Regions from separate parts of the Homo sapiens genome. Here region 2 is linked to region 1. The links are chromatin contacts, found by Hi-C or POLR2A ChIA-PET in ENCODE. All regions are on one chromosome and are shown on one strand. Each heading gives the region's core, a stretch centred on a gene start or an enhancer-like site at or near the end of the contact. The rest is flanking DNA. Distances are from core to core; before and after follow the strand shown.

What was found. A loop is a pair of places that touch in the nucleus more often than their neighbours do. ChIA-PET counts read pairs that join two places held with the same protein, here RNA polymerase II (POLR2A). Pooled maps may share reads with other maps.
Region 2: a loop to region 1 is called in a map with no recorded cell type, with 2.3 times the contacts of the local background. The contact joins the enhancer-like site here to the promoter of ARHGEF2 in region 1. A Hi-C loop is called at or near these places in 1 of 37 single-sample maps with no recorded cell type and 3 of 50 pooled maps. POLR2A ChIA-PET finds 5 or more read pairs at or near these places in 3 of 52 experiments (HCT116, OCI-LY7 and activated B cell).

What each region holds. Positions count from the first base shown.
Region 1 is chr1:155,974,395-155,981,171 of GRCh38, reverse strand. It overlaps ARHGEF2 (Rho/Rac guanine nucleotide exchange factor 2), which reads left to right and starts at 2,625. Exons shown (of 22, transcript NM_001162383.2): 1 at 2,625-2,807. The coding sequence starts at 2,745. ARHGEF2-AS2 (ARHGEF2 antisense RNA 2) reads right to left here and starts at 2,533. Exons shown (of 3, transcript NR_183460.1): 1 at 2,478-2,533; 2 at 1,717-1,852; 3 at 1-305. RefSeq lists enhancers at 1,431-1,480, 868-1,489, 1,951-2,020, 4,151-4,230, 4,347-4,848 and 1 more and silencers at 2,361-2,410, 2,471-2,630.
Region 2 is chr1:155,217,157-155,223,933 of GRCh38, reverse strand. It overlaps the pseudogene GBA1LP. Among named protein-coding and RNA genes, the nearest start is that of MTX1, 12 kb to the right of the region's middle. Within about 2 kb of position 4,078, at least 11 of the 41 ENCODE cell types and tissues checked have a DNase peak (open chromatin) inside an H3K27ac peak, as active enhancers do; they include OCI-LY7, where a contact is called at or near this core.

The DNA of each region.
Region 1 (6,777 bases), core at 1,376-3,875:
TATTAGAAACTCAGGGCTTTGGCTGTGTATTGCCACTGTTTCTCTCAATAGCCGTAACACAACAGTTCATTCCCTCTCATCCTTCCCTTCTTCCAGCTTCTGGCTGGATGGCCACTTAAGGCAATTTGGCCTTAATCACCTCCTCCCAGAATATACAAGGTCCAGACCAATAGAAGAAAGAAGAAAAACAAACCACCTTGGGACAGTGTAGAGCTTGGGCTTGGGTATCCTCGGGAGACCCATCTCTTCTCCAACTGGCCGAGACTTTGGCAACCAGGTTCTTCCCTGGGACCTCCTCCCTACCCCTGAAATGGGAGGGACACATTTCGTCAAGTTAAATGGGCTAAAGAAGGTGATGGCTATTTTTAGATCCTGGTAGAAATGTTTGTTTCTGTGTATCTAAAAAATTATTTCTGAAAATCTGGAAGATATCACTGGATAGGAGTAGAGGGGGCGCTGGAATGAAGAAGGGTCTTGGAAAAGGGGGGCAGGTGACACCAAGGAGAAGGGAAAAGTGTTCATTGTTCAAGAGGATATAGAAAACGGAAACTGAGTCAAGCTGCAGGCCAAGCTCACTAAACACAGGTGTTTTTAAAGGCAGAACACTTTTCTTTTCCCTGTCCCTAGTCCCTTTCCTTGTTATTCATCTCCTAAGGGGAAGAAGAGGGCATAGGGTGAGGGGTAGGGTAACAGCAGGTGGGATGGAAAGTAGACTGAAGGTTGGGGTGGGAGACAGAAAAGAGTTGGAGGGTCGGGTCCTCTTCTTTCATAGAGACCTTCTTAGTTGAGTTGAGGGACCATGAGGTCGCTTGAAAAACCCCAGGGTTCAAATTCTATGTTTCCTGGGTACCCAGGCTGGAGTGTGGCCCTTTAAGATTCTATCCATAGCTTGCAGCACCCTCCTGCCCCAGGCCTGGGAGAGAAGCTGAGGTCCCACCCCAGATCTTGTCTCTGGGCCTCCAGTGGGTGGAACCTTGAGGCCAAGATTCTAGCCTCTGGCTGTCTGTTTTTAAATTTAGTACATTCCTGAGTCTTGGCTGCCCACCTCAGGGGAGGTGAGTCTGGAGTTCTGGGGCCAGGAGCCTCAGGCCTCTTGGTTTGGGGGAGTTCCTACACCCTCCCCGTAGGTATACTTGGCAGGTGCAAGCCAGGAAGAACAAGCTGTGGCCCTGGGGAAGTCCTTCCTGCTTTCTAATGTCCATCCAGCCTGAACTGGGCACGGTTTATTTCCTCTTCCTTTTTCCTGGTCTTTGCTATTTAAGGATTCTAAACAGGGGAATGGGTGAAGAAGGAGGTGAAGGAGTTGCTAGGAAGGAGGGGAAGCCGGAGGGGCAGTGTGGGGGTAGTGCTGGGGGTGAGGAGCCCAACCAGCTCAGCCAGTGGTGAGGTAGTGGAGCCCAAAAATAGTGGCAGAGGCTAAAATTGGCACCTACAAGAGTGCTGAGTTGGGCTTGAAACCTGCAGCCTGGCCCCACTGCTGAGCCAGGGCAGAGAACTGCTGGATCTGGGTTGGGTCTCCCCTCCCTCCCTTCTTCTCCCACGCCCTTTGGGGCCAGAATCAGGCAGGACCCTGCTAACCGAAGGCTCTGTCCCAGGCCTCTCTGTGCTTCTGGTTTCTCCAGAGAAATGGGAGACCCTGAGAGGCAGAAATGAACTTCACTGTAAGTGATCATAGTTAGACTGGAGGAGGAATTTTCCCAATAGCAGGAAACTCACCCAAAGGCTGGCTCAGGCTGGGGAAAAGGGTCCAGAGAGATGAATGCCCCACCTTACCCTGCTTCTTGGGGAGAGGCTGGTTGGGCCCTAACTTTCTTTGACTAGGGCAGGCTGGTTTCTGGTCTTTCAGTTCCGGCTTAACTTGCAACAGAGAGAACTGCAGTTAGACACATGGAAGGCCTTCGGTAAAAGTGGAGAATCCCAACCTAGTCCCCCAAAGTAGCTGGCAGAGGCGGAGCTAGGAGGAGGGCAGAGTGGGGTCAGGAAGGCCCCAGAAGGGTGGGGCATGTGGGAGAATTCTCTCCTCTCTGTTCTTCGACCTCTGGGAGTGAATCCTACCCTTCCCGTGTACTGAAGATCCAGCGTTTAGTTCTCCTTTGATTTCCTCTCCCTCTGGCCACCCCTGCCCCCAATCGTAAAAGGGGTCAGTCTGCTCAGGCCTGCTTTGATGGGACCCCGAAGGCCAGGAAGGAACTGGTCCTGGGTTTTCTAAGAGCTGGGGGCGGATGGAATTCTCCTGCCTGCGGGTCTTTAAAGACTGAGGTAACGCAGTAGGGGAGGGAAAAAGGGAGGGCGAGGGGAGAAGGGAAGAAGGGGAGGGCAGAGGGGAAAGGGCCAACCTGGGTCCGGCGAGGGCTGCGGGGCTGGGTTTTAGGAAAAGAAGAGCTAAGAGGCGGGTCTCTGGGGCTAGAGGGCGCCCCCAGGCGCTGGAGGGGAAATAGGCAGAGGGGCCTCTCAAACCTGTCCTAGGACCCTCGTACCTCTCCGAGCTGCCCCCACACAAACCCTGGCGTCCCGTCCTGCGCGCGGGCACCCCGCCCTCCCTCCGCTCCGCCTACCCCCTTCCTGAGCTTGGGCGGGGGAGGAGACTCGGGTTTGAGGAACTGGTGCTGGGTGCCGGGCGAGGGGAGTCAGACTTCCTGTCCCCGAGACCAACGCGTGCGGGCCGAACCCCTCCCCCCGCCTTCCCCCAACAATACAGGACGCCGGGGTCCGCGCCGCGTCCTCCCTGGTCCCCCCGTCCGATTATGTCTCGGATCGAATCCCTCACGCGGGCGCGGATCGACCGGAGCAGAGAGCTGGCGAGCAAGGTGGGCTCGGAAACCCCTCTCCTTTCGCCGCGGTCCTCGGGTGCTCCCCGAACCCCGGCACCCGCGGTGCATCTCCTGTCTCCCCGCCTGCTTTCTGGGCGCCAAAATCGGGCGGAGCGGTGGATCGGCGAGCGGCGGGACGGGGTGGGTGGGGACTGCGAGCGAGTGGGTAGGGGTGGGGGGAGCGGCAGACGCGACGGTGCTGGGATCCCGGGAGGGAGCGGAGCGGACCTGGGCTTGGTCGCCTCCAAGCCGGCGGGACCGAGTGCTTTAGGCCGCTTGAAAGAAAGTTGCTCCGGTAAGGGACGGAGCGGGAAGAGGGAGGTGTGTGTCTCGCGGGTGGGGGCGGTGGAAGCTCCGGCACCTCCTCTCACCCCGGGCCCCACCGGCTTGGGCTTGGCGTGGCGACCCCCCATCACTCCCCAATCGCTGGCTTGGTCGTTCCCCCTTTGTCCCCGCCATCCGGCGGAGGGGACGGGAGGGGGTGGTTTCCCGGCTTCCTCCCACCACCACCACCACCCCTCCAAGACAAAAGTCAGCTCCTCCTCTCCTCGCAAATGGACTTTCCAGCTGTGATTCAGTTCTCCCCTCTGGGTGGGCGGGTGGCTGGGGTCGGGACGGCCGAGGGACGGCTTACTTCCCCCAAACCATCACCTCTAGGTGAAGGGAGCAGAGGTCTTTGTGTAGCTGGGCTCCTTTCCTCCATCCTGAGCCCTTCTGCCTGGAACATAGGGCCTCCATCCCTATCTGCCCCGCCAGCCTCCTAGCTCTTCCTTCTCCCAACCTGAAACCCTTAGGCTGACACACCTGGCACTATGCATTGTGTTCCCTGCCCTTCCTCCTCCTCCCCCAGCGCTCTCATTCTCTTATCTGCTCGTCTTGGGGTCCCTTCACCTAGCATTTCATGAGTCTGGGTGTATAATTATCCACACGCCTCCCCCATCATGACCTCTTGGCCACTCCTCTCCAAGTACCCTTTATCCCTGCCTTTGTACCCAGCCCCATTCCCAAGTGCCCTGACCTTTCCACACCCAGACCCCAGGAAATGATGAAGCTGACTTGCAGGTGAATAAGTCAGAGCTGAAAGGAAGGTGGTGCCTGCAGACAGCACCTCCCAGCTCCTTTGGGGCCCCCGCACTGTACCCATTATCAGAAAGGACAGGTCCCAGCCCAGAGTTGGTTTAATCTCTGGCTTCTCTCCAACCTGAGTGCCCTACTACCCTGGTGCCAGCCTATGCTGATCACCAACTTCAGCCAAGGGAGCAGTACCCCTTAGGAGTCCTTAAGGGTGATGGAAAGCCCTCCCCTCCACCTCCCTGGTAGTTCCTAGCCAGGCTACCTGTCTTGATGCTAAACTGGGAGAGACAGAGGTTCCATCCTGGGTTGGGGGTGGAGGGCCAGGGAAAGCAGCTTTAAAAGGACTTTCCTTAGGGGGTTGGGATTAGATTTTGCTATCTGGAAAGCAACTGGGGATTCGAGTAGGGCCTAAGACAAACAGAGGGCCGGGGTGAGGTGGCTGAAGTGTGGTGGAACAGTGGGGTGGCAGACAGGCTCTTCACAGCCTGCGCCAGCCCAGGCCCCAGCTCCAAAAGTCTGTTTATTTTTTCAACCGTTTGAGCTGAGACCCTGGAGTAGAGCCAAGGGGGGCGGGGGAGGTTTTTTGAAACCGCAGAAATTTGGTTCCACCCTAAAAAGGAAAGCCATGGGGGAGCTGGTTGGGGGAAGACCTGGCTAGGGGGTATAGAGAGCGGTTCTGTGGGGGCAGGTAGCTACTGGGATCCCTTTTCCATTATTGTGGGGAGCTGGGACGTCAGACATCTGGGTGTTCATGCTCTGTTTTTGTTTTTGTTTTTGGTGGTGGGGGGACTGGCTCTTCTTTCTACTATGGGGGCTGGCTGTGTGGGGCAGGTAATTTGGGAATCTGGCTGGCAGCAGGGAGTCGGGGGCTGAGTGGGTGGATCTGAGAGGGCAAAGAGGCCACCGGAGAAGGGTGGTTGTCAGTTTGGGCCGGTCGGAAGGGGAGGGCCACCTCCGGAAAACTGTGGTTACAGAAGGGGGAGTTGGTTCTTAGCCAACAAACCCTGGATCCCCTCTCCCCCTCCCCCCAGCACACCAGCTGTCTCCTTTCTTTTTATACTGTGGTGGGAAGTAGAGGGGCACCCGCTGGAAAAGACATTATTTGAAGAAGATGGTGTCCCCTGCTACCTCCTTGGGGGGATGGGTCACAGCTAAGCCCTGACACCTCAGCCCCTCCCCATTCCTTGCCTCATTCCCTGGGAGCTCCTCCTAGGAGGAGGAATGTAAGTTTAACCTGCCCCTTTCTCTGTCCCATCCTCACAGGATCTCTCTGTGTAGCCCCCTCCATGCTTCCTTTTTCTTTTCACTCCATTTCTGTTCTCCCAGGCTGTCTTCAGTCCTCCACCTCCTCTGTTCTCTCTGCTCTACTTCCTACCTCCACAAGCCCCAAACCTCACAGGTCCCCTTTCTCTCTTTAGTCCCCTGTTCTTCCCTTTCTCCTTTCCCAAACCCCAACCATCATATCCCTTAGAACAAAGGGTCCTTTTCTGCCAAGCAGGGACCAGAGGTCCAGGGATGGCTGTGGAGGCTGGGGGTCCCCTTGGAATCTCTGTGGTGGGCAGGTGGAGTGGGGAGTGTGCAGAGCGACTATTTCTTTGTTCTGAGGAATGGAGAGGTGGCTGGCTTTGTGTGCAGGACTAGGAGTGCAGTGGAGAGGAGAGCTGGGGGAGCCCAGGAGGGAGCTGAGAGGGCTGACGGTGTTGGAGGAGAGTGGAAGAATGGGGGGTCCTCCTGGTGGCTGAGGCTTCTGGGGACATAGACAAAAATTCTAGGGGTCGTGGAGGTTAGGGAGAGAGTTGAGGGGGAGGGGAGAAGTGAGGATAGGGGAAGGGAGTCTAAAGCTTAGGGAAGTCACTGAGTGACTTGCAGGAGGTTAGATGGGGCCTAGAGAAGGACCTACTGAGGCCGACCAGAGGAGTTACAGTGGGGTCTGATCTTAGCCACTCTGGCTGTGGAATTTGACCTTGGAATCAAGGAGGGGACAGATGTGAATGTGTGCATCCCCTGTGTGCATGTTACTGGTGTGCTGGTGTGTCAGTGTGTCTGTCTGCCTGCCTGCCCTCCTATTCTGTACCCAGATGCTCTGGGCTACTGTTTTGAACAGTGGTCAGCAAAGTAGGGGGTTCGTGCTCTCTGGCCACGAGGAAGTAGCTTCATCCTTAGCTTCAGTTTCTGGTTGGAAATATCATCTAGGAGCTGAGTGAGCGGATTGGTTAGGATTTCTGAAGCTGGTAAGAGAAAAGGCTGAGAGGAGCTGGCTGGACCCTTCCGGGTTTGTTTATGTCTCTTTGGGAGAGGGTGGGGGTGGGGTTGCAGGCAGCAGCTGCCCCCCTCCCAACCCAGCCGGCCTGCCTTGTGCCAGGAGGGCAGGGAGTCCTGGCACAGCTATTGTTCACTTGCACAAATGCCTGTCTGTTTGCATCGCTTACCCCCCCTCTCTTTCTGCTTGTCTCTCTCTCCTGGCCTGACAGGTGTGGCCGCGTAGGGGGCAGGCTGGGTTCCAGGATGCTTGGGTCTCAGGGTCCCTAACCTGATTTATTCCTTGTGGCCCTTAGCAATCCTCTTCCGTTTCACCCGTACCCACTCCCATTGCCAGTGTCTCATCTTCATTCACTAAGCAAGCATTTATTAAGTGCCTTTGTGTGTGCAGTGATGTCTTTCTGTGTTGTTTCTGGCTTTGGCATTAGTGTTTCCACTTGGCTGCCTTCCCCTCTGCCTCCTGTCTTCATCTTGTCCCTGGAAGCTCATAAAGGAGCAGGGCCCGGCTGAGACCACCCCAAGCCCTCTTCTCAGTCCCACCCCCAGCAATCCCTCACCTCTTCATTTCCCAGCCCTATAGCTCCTCCTCCAGGACTCAGTGCCCTTCATAGCCAACGGCGCCTCTGCTGTACAG
Region 2 (6,777 bases), core at 2,829-5,328, 760 kb after region 1:
GGGTAAGGGGCAGCAGAGGTCCCACCCAAGAGTGAAATCATTTTTGGTGTCAGTAATCAGGGAGAGTAATATACCCTCAGGCCAGAAACTAGAGGTGAGTGATGGCTCACGCCTATAATCCCAGCACCTTGGGAGGCTGAGGCAGGTGGATTGCTTGACCTCAGGAATTCGAGACCAGCCTGGGCAACATAGGAAGACCCCATCTCTAAAAATAAATTTCAAAAATTAGTTGGGCATGGTGGCATGTACCTGTAGTCCCAGCTACTATGGAGGCTGAGGTGGGAGGATCCAATTGAGCCTGAGAGGTCAAAGCTGCAGTGAATTGTGATTGTGCCAAGACCCTGTCTCTAAAATAAAATAAAATTACAATTAAAAACTAGAGCTGAAAGGACAGGTTCTAGGTTAACTGGTAGTAGTTGTTCATTCATCTGTATAAAAAGTACTTTTTTGAGCACCTACTCTGTGCTGTGCATGGAATGAACAAATGTCTTTATTTGACTTGAACACAGACCATAGAAGTAACTAACAGTGGAACTGGGAGTGGCACTCTCCATGGGACCTAAAGACCTAGGAGCCTGTGATATGATACCTGTCAGTGTGAAAGGGCTGGAGTTTGCTATCTGAGCCAGACCTACACTCCAAGACAGGTCTTGCTGGGATGGGATCAAAATTGCTGCTGGGTCAGCCGAACTATTTTTGTACTTCTGCTTTTCACTTATATTTATGTCTTCCCTAGGTATATAGCTGTCTTTTTTTGTTTGCTTGTTTTTCTGAGTCAGAGTCTTGCTCTGTCACTCAGGCTGGAGTGCAGTGGCGCGTCTCGGCTCACTGCAACATCCACCTCGGGTTCAAACGATTCTCCTGCCTCAGATTCCCGAGTAGCTAGGATTACAGGTGCCCACCACCATGCCCGGCTAATTTTTTGTATTTTTAATAGAGATGGGGTTTAGTAGAGACAGGGTTTCACTGTGTTATCCAGGATGGTCTCCATCTCCTGACCTCGTGATCTGCCCGCCTCAGCTTCCCAAAGTGCTGGGATTACAGGCATGAGCCACTGCGCCCGGCCACTGGAGACCCCTTTTCTACCAAAAAAAATAAAAATAAATAAATAAATATATATATATATTTGTAAAGACGGAGTCTCTCTATGTTGCCCAGGCTGGTCTTGAACTCCTGGCCTCAAGGGATCCTCTTGTCTCAGCTTCTTAAAATGATGGGGTTACAGGCATGAGCCACCGTACCAGGCCTTAGCAAACTCTTTTTCAAGTGCTATACAAAGGGGACAGAGGAACGTGATTGTGGCCACCTAGTATGCCCCTATTGGCCACTGCAGTGAGGCCTAGGTGTTTGAAGAGAGGCACCTAGGGTAGTGGCTCTCAGGCACACCCTAGGGGCATTTTGGAAATTTGTGGGGCATCTTTAATAGAGACAATGATTAGGAGGCACTTTGAGAATTTAGTGGATGGAGCCCAGGAAAGGTAGACATTCTGCAACATGTAGTACATTCATACACAAGGAAGAATTCACTCATTTCACCTGACTTACAAATATAAAATCAAATATAAATCAGTAGGACTTTATTATAAAATATTGCAGAAAAGTTTCACAAGAATTTTTTGTAGAAAAAGCCCAATCAGGGCCGGGCATGGTGGCTCATGCCTGTAATCTCAGGACTTTGGGAGGCCGAGGCGGGTGAATCACCTGAGGTCAGGAGTTTGGGACAAGCCTGGCCAACATGGTAAAACCCCGTCTTGACTAAAAATACAAAAATCAGCCAGGCATGGTGGTGTGCGTCTGTAATCCCAGGTACTCGGGAGGCTGAGGCAGGAGAATCGCTTGAACCCAGGAGGCGGGGTTTGCAGTGAGCCAAGATCAAGCCACTGTGCTCCAGCCTGGGTGAAAGAGCAAGACTCCGTCGAAAGAAAGAAAGGAAGGGAGGAAGGGAGGAAGGGAGGGAGGGAGGGAGGGAGGGAAAGAAAGAAAAAAGAGAAGAGAGGGGAGGGGAGGGAAGAGGAGAAAAGAAGGAAGGAAGGCAGGAAGGAAGGAATCCAGTCGAGATCGTTAAATTTGTTGTAATTTTGTCTTTGGCACAATAAACATTAGTCCTTATTAAAACTAACTTTACTTAGAAAATAAAATAGAAAATCCTCAAGGACAAATCACATTGTACAGGAAATATGAAATGTGAAATAATATCCACCTTGGAAATTTTTTTTTTTTGAAACAGAGTGTTACTCTGTCTCCCAGGCTGGAGTGCAGTGGCACAATCTTGGGTCTCTGCAACCTCTGACTCCTGGGTTCAAGTGATTCTCGTACCTCAGCTTCCCAAGTAGCTGGGATTACAGGCGTGCACCACCACACCCAGCTAATTTTTGTATTTTCATTTCAGATGGGATTTTGCCATGTTGGCCATGAACACCTGTCCTCAAGCTATCCACTGCCTCAGCCTCCCAAAGTGCTGGGATTATAGGCATGAGCTACCGTGCCCAGCCACCCTGGAAAAATTTTACAAAATGAAGTATAAAAAGAAGAAAAGAGGGGCGGGCATGGTGCCTTGTGCGTGTAATCCTAGAACTCTGCAAAGCCGAGGCAGGAGATCCTTTGGGTTTAGGAGTTTGAGACCAACCTGCACAACATAGCAAGACCCTATTTCTACAAAAAATACAGACACTAGGCTGGGCGTGGTGGCTCACGCCTGTAATCCCAGCACTTTGGGAAGCTGAGGCCAGCAGATCACGAGGTCAGGAGATGGAGACCATCCTGGCTAACATAGTGAAACCCTGTCTCTACTAAAAATACAAAAAATTAGCCGGGTGTGGTGGCAGGCGCCTGTAGTCCCAGCTACTCAGGAGGCTGAGGCAGGAGAATGGCGTGAATCCGGGAGGCGGAGCTTGCAGTGAGCCGAGATCGTGCCACTGCACTCCAGCCTGGGAGACAGAGCAAGACTCCGTCTCAAAAAAAAAAAAATTTTGCTCAGTACCTGGCCAAAAAAGAAGCAGCTCACTCCCTGTACACAGAGGGTAAGAGAAAGGAGATGGTTGAACTTCTAAACTCGCTAAAGCAGGAGAGGCAAATGTGGAATGTGCTCAGGAAATATCTGTGAGATGAATGAATTTGAGGGAAGTAAGGTACTAGATAATTACCTGCCCTACCCAGAACAAATCCTGTGCAACGTTTCCTTGAAGAGCAGGAAGTCAGGCCGGGTGCTGTGGCTCACGCCTGTAATCCCAGCCCTTTGGGAGGCCAAAGTGTGCGAATCACCTGAGGTCAGGAGATTGAGACCAGTCTGGCTAACATGGTGAAACCCCATCTCTACTAAAATACAAAAATTAGCCGGGCGTGGTGGTGCGTGCCTGTAGTCCCAACTACTTGGGAGGCTGAGGCAGGAGAATTGCTTGAACCTGGGAGGCAGAGGTTGCGGTGAGCTGAGATCGGCCACTGCACTCCAGACTGGGTGACAGAGTGAGACAACATCTCAAAAAAACAAAAAAAAAAGAGAAAAGCAGGAAGTCTGGAAGGGGTGGCTACTGACATAGTGAAGCAACTAGTTCAATTCTACAACTTGACAACTACCCCTGTGCCAGGCTGTCTACAAGGATATTTAGAATGTGTAAGACATTCCTTCAAGGAACTCCAGGAACAGAGGCCTGACATGTTGCAATGTTTAGTGTCAAGCAGTGTACTAGAGACACATTATCACACTCAAACCTCACAACAGTTCTATGAGGTAGGAGTTATCACTCCCCTTTTATAGATGAAATAGAGGCTTAGAGTGATTGATTTACTGAAGGTCAAACAGCCAGTAAATGGTGTAGCAAGGATTCCAACCTTGCCGTCTCACTAAAACTGTACAAAAAAAGATACAAACAACAGACAAATAGTTCCCAGGCGCCTCCCAAGTTGCCAGGCACTGCATTTACCTCACTGACCCCTTTGAGGTTGTGGCATTGCCTCCATTTTCTAGGTGAGGAAATAGGCTGAGAGCTGGGGTTAGTCTGGTCATGACTGTGTGTGCCACTCCCACCAAATCTCATTTGATGTGGTTCATGAGGCAAATGGCATGGACAACTTCCTTCACATGTCCACTAAGCATATGGCCTTTTACAACACTTTCTGGTTTCTGAACTACTTTAAAACCTCACTGTCCTGTGAGGAAGGAAGAACAGTTATTACAATCTGCATCTGGAAGCCAATTGCCCTTTAGAGATATGGCTGCAATTGCCTCACTGCCTGTGTCATGTGACTCTCCGAGGCCCTTAATGAGTAAATGAGGGGTGCTGCAGGGGAGCCAAGCTGACCACTCCCCTCCCTCCAGTCCTGCCACCCCACTGCCAGTGTCCCACCCTCCTTGCGCCCTACACTTCACTGGCTAATAACCCCCCTCACTTTTTCCTGTGTTGAAGGCATCCTGGATAATTCCCCACCCACGAATGGTCCCTCCTCATCTCAGAGAGCTCTCCATGCACACCTGTTACTGTTTCTGTTTTTACCTGTAAATATCTGTGTCTGACTTCCATGCTTCATGCACCTCTATAGGGCAAAGACTGTGTCTTAAACATCACGGTAGCCTCAGCATGTTGTGCAATGAAGGTTTTTTTGTTTTTGTTCTTTGTTTTTTTTTTGGTATTAGCTTTATTTGTATCATTTTGAAATTTTTATCAAAAAAGCAGCGTGCCTGCTGTGGTTCCCATCCTCTGGGATTTAGGAATCTTTACCCGATTCTCCATCCAAGTCTGTCTTTCGTATTCTAGGCTCTTCCTAAAGTTGTCATTCACATATACCCTCCAGAATTTTATAGGGTGTATAATCTGTAACAACTCGGAGGAAGCCAATTGCCCTTTAGAAATATGGCTGCAATTGCCTCACTTCCTGTGTCATGTGACTCTCCTAGTCATCACATGACCCATCCACATTGGGAAGCCAGAATTACTTGCAGGAGTAACCTAGTGCCTATAGCTATGGCAGGTACCTGCATCCTTGTTTTTGTTTAGTGGATCCTCTATCCTTCAGAGACTCTGGAACCCCTGTGCTCTTCTCCTCATCTAGTGACCCTGAGGTGATGGAGTTTTCAAGTCCTTCCAGAGAGGTAAGAGAGAGAGCTCCCAATCAGCATTGTCACAGTGCTTCTGGAATCCTGGCACTGGAATTTAATGAATGACAGACTCTCTTTGAATCCAGGGCCATCATGGCTCTTTGAGCAAGGCACAGATGGAGGGAGGGGTCGAAGTTGAAATGGGTGGGAAGAGTGGTGGGGAGCATCCTGATTTGGGGTGGGCAGAGAGTTGTCATCAGAAGGGTTGCAGGGAGAGCTGCACCCAGGTGTCTGTGGGCCTTGTCCTAATGAATGTGGGAGACCAGGCCATGGGCACCCAAAGGCAGCTAAGCCCTGCCCGGGAGAGTAGTTGAGGGGTGGAGAGGGACTTGCTTTTCAGTCATTCCTCATTCTGTCCTCAGGAATGTCCCAAGCCTTCGGGTAGGGTAAGCATCATGGCTGGCAGCCTCACAGGATTGCTTCTACTTCAGGCAGTGTCGTGGGCATCAGATGAGTGAGTCAAGGCAGTGGGGAGGTAGCACAGAGCCTCCCTTCTGCCTCATAGTCCTTTGGTAGCCTTCCAGTAAGCTGGTGGTAGACTTTTAGTAGGTGCTCAATAAATCCTTTTGAGTGACTGAGACCAACTTTGGGGTGAGGATTTTTGAAACCGTCTTCAGTCTCTCCAAACAGCTGTGTCCGTTCTCCACATCCTTGTCAGACCTCACCTCTGCTTGTGCTCCCTCCCTCCCAGGTGGTGCCCCTGCATCCCTAAAAGCTTCAGTACAGCTCGGTGGTCTGTGTCTGCAATGCCACATACTGTGACTCTTGACCCCCCGACCTTTCCTGCCCTAGGTGCCTTCAGCCGCTACAAGAGCAGAAGCAGTGGGCATTGGATGGAGCTGAGTACAGGACCATACAGGCTAATTGCACCGGCACAGGTAACCATTACACCCTTCACCCCCCGGGCCAGGCTGGGTCCTCCTAGAGGTAAACGGTGTCAGTGATCACCATGGAGTTTCTCCCCTGGGCACTGATAACCCTGTGGATGTCCTCAGGCCTGCTACTGATCCTGCAGCCAGAAGTTCCAGAAAGTGAAGGGATTTGGAGGGGCCGTGACAGATGCAGGTGCCCTCAACATCCTTGCCCTGTCACCCCCTGCCCAGAATTTGCTACTTAAATGGTACTTCTCTGAAGAAGATGAGGAGGAAGGGGACAGGATGACATAGAGCCACTGACACTTTTCTTTGCCAATTCTTTGGACCCTGACTTCTGCCCATCCCTGACATTTGGTTCCTGTCTTAATGCCAGTGAAATAAGATTTCGCCGCCTATCATCTGCTAACTGCTACGGACTCAGGCTCAGAAAGGCCTGCGCTTCACCCAGGTGCCAGCCTCCACAGGTTCCAACCCAGGAGCCCAAGTTCCTTTTGGCCCTGACTCAGACACTATTAGGACTGGCAAGTGATAAGCAGAGTCCCATACTCTCCTATTGACTCGGACTACCATATCTTGATCATCCTTTTCTGTAGGAATCGGATATAACATCATCTGGGTACCCATGGCCAGCTGTGACTTCTCCATCCGCACCTACACCTATGCAGACACCCCTGATGATTTCCAGTTGCACAACTTCAGCCTCCCAGAGGAAGATACCAAGCTCAAGGTAGGCATTCTAGCTTTTTCAGGCCCTGAGGGCCCTGATGTCTGGGGGTTGAGAAACTGTAGGGTAGGTCTGCTTGTACAGAC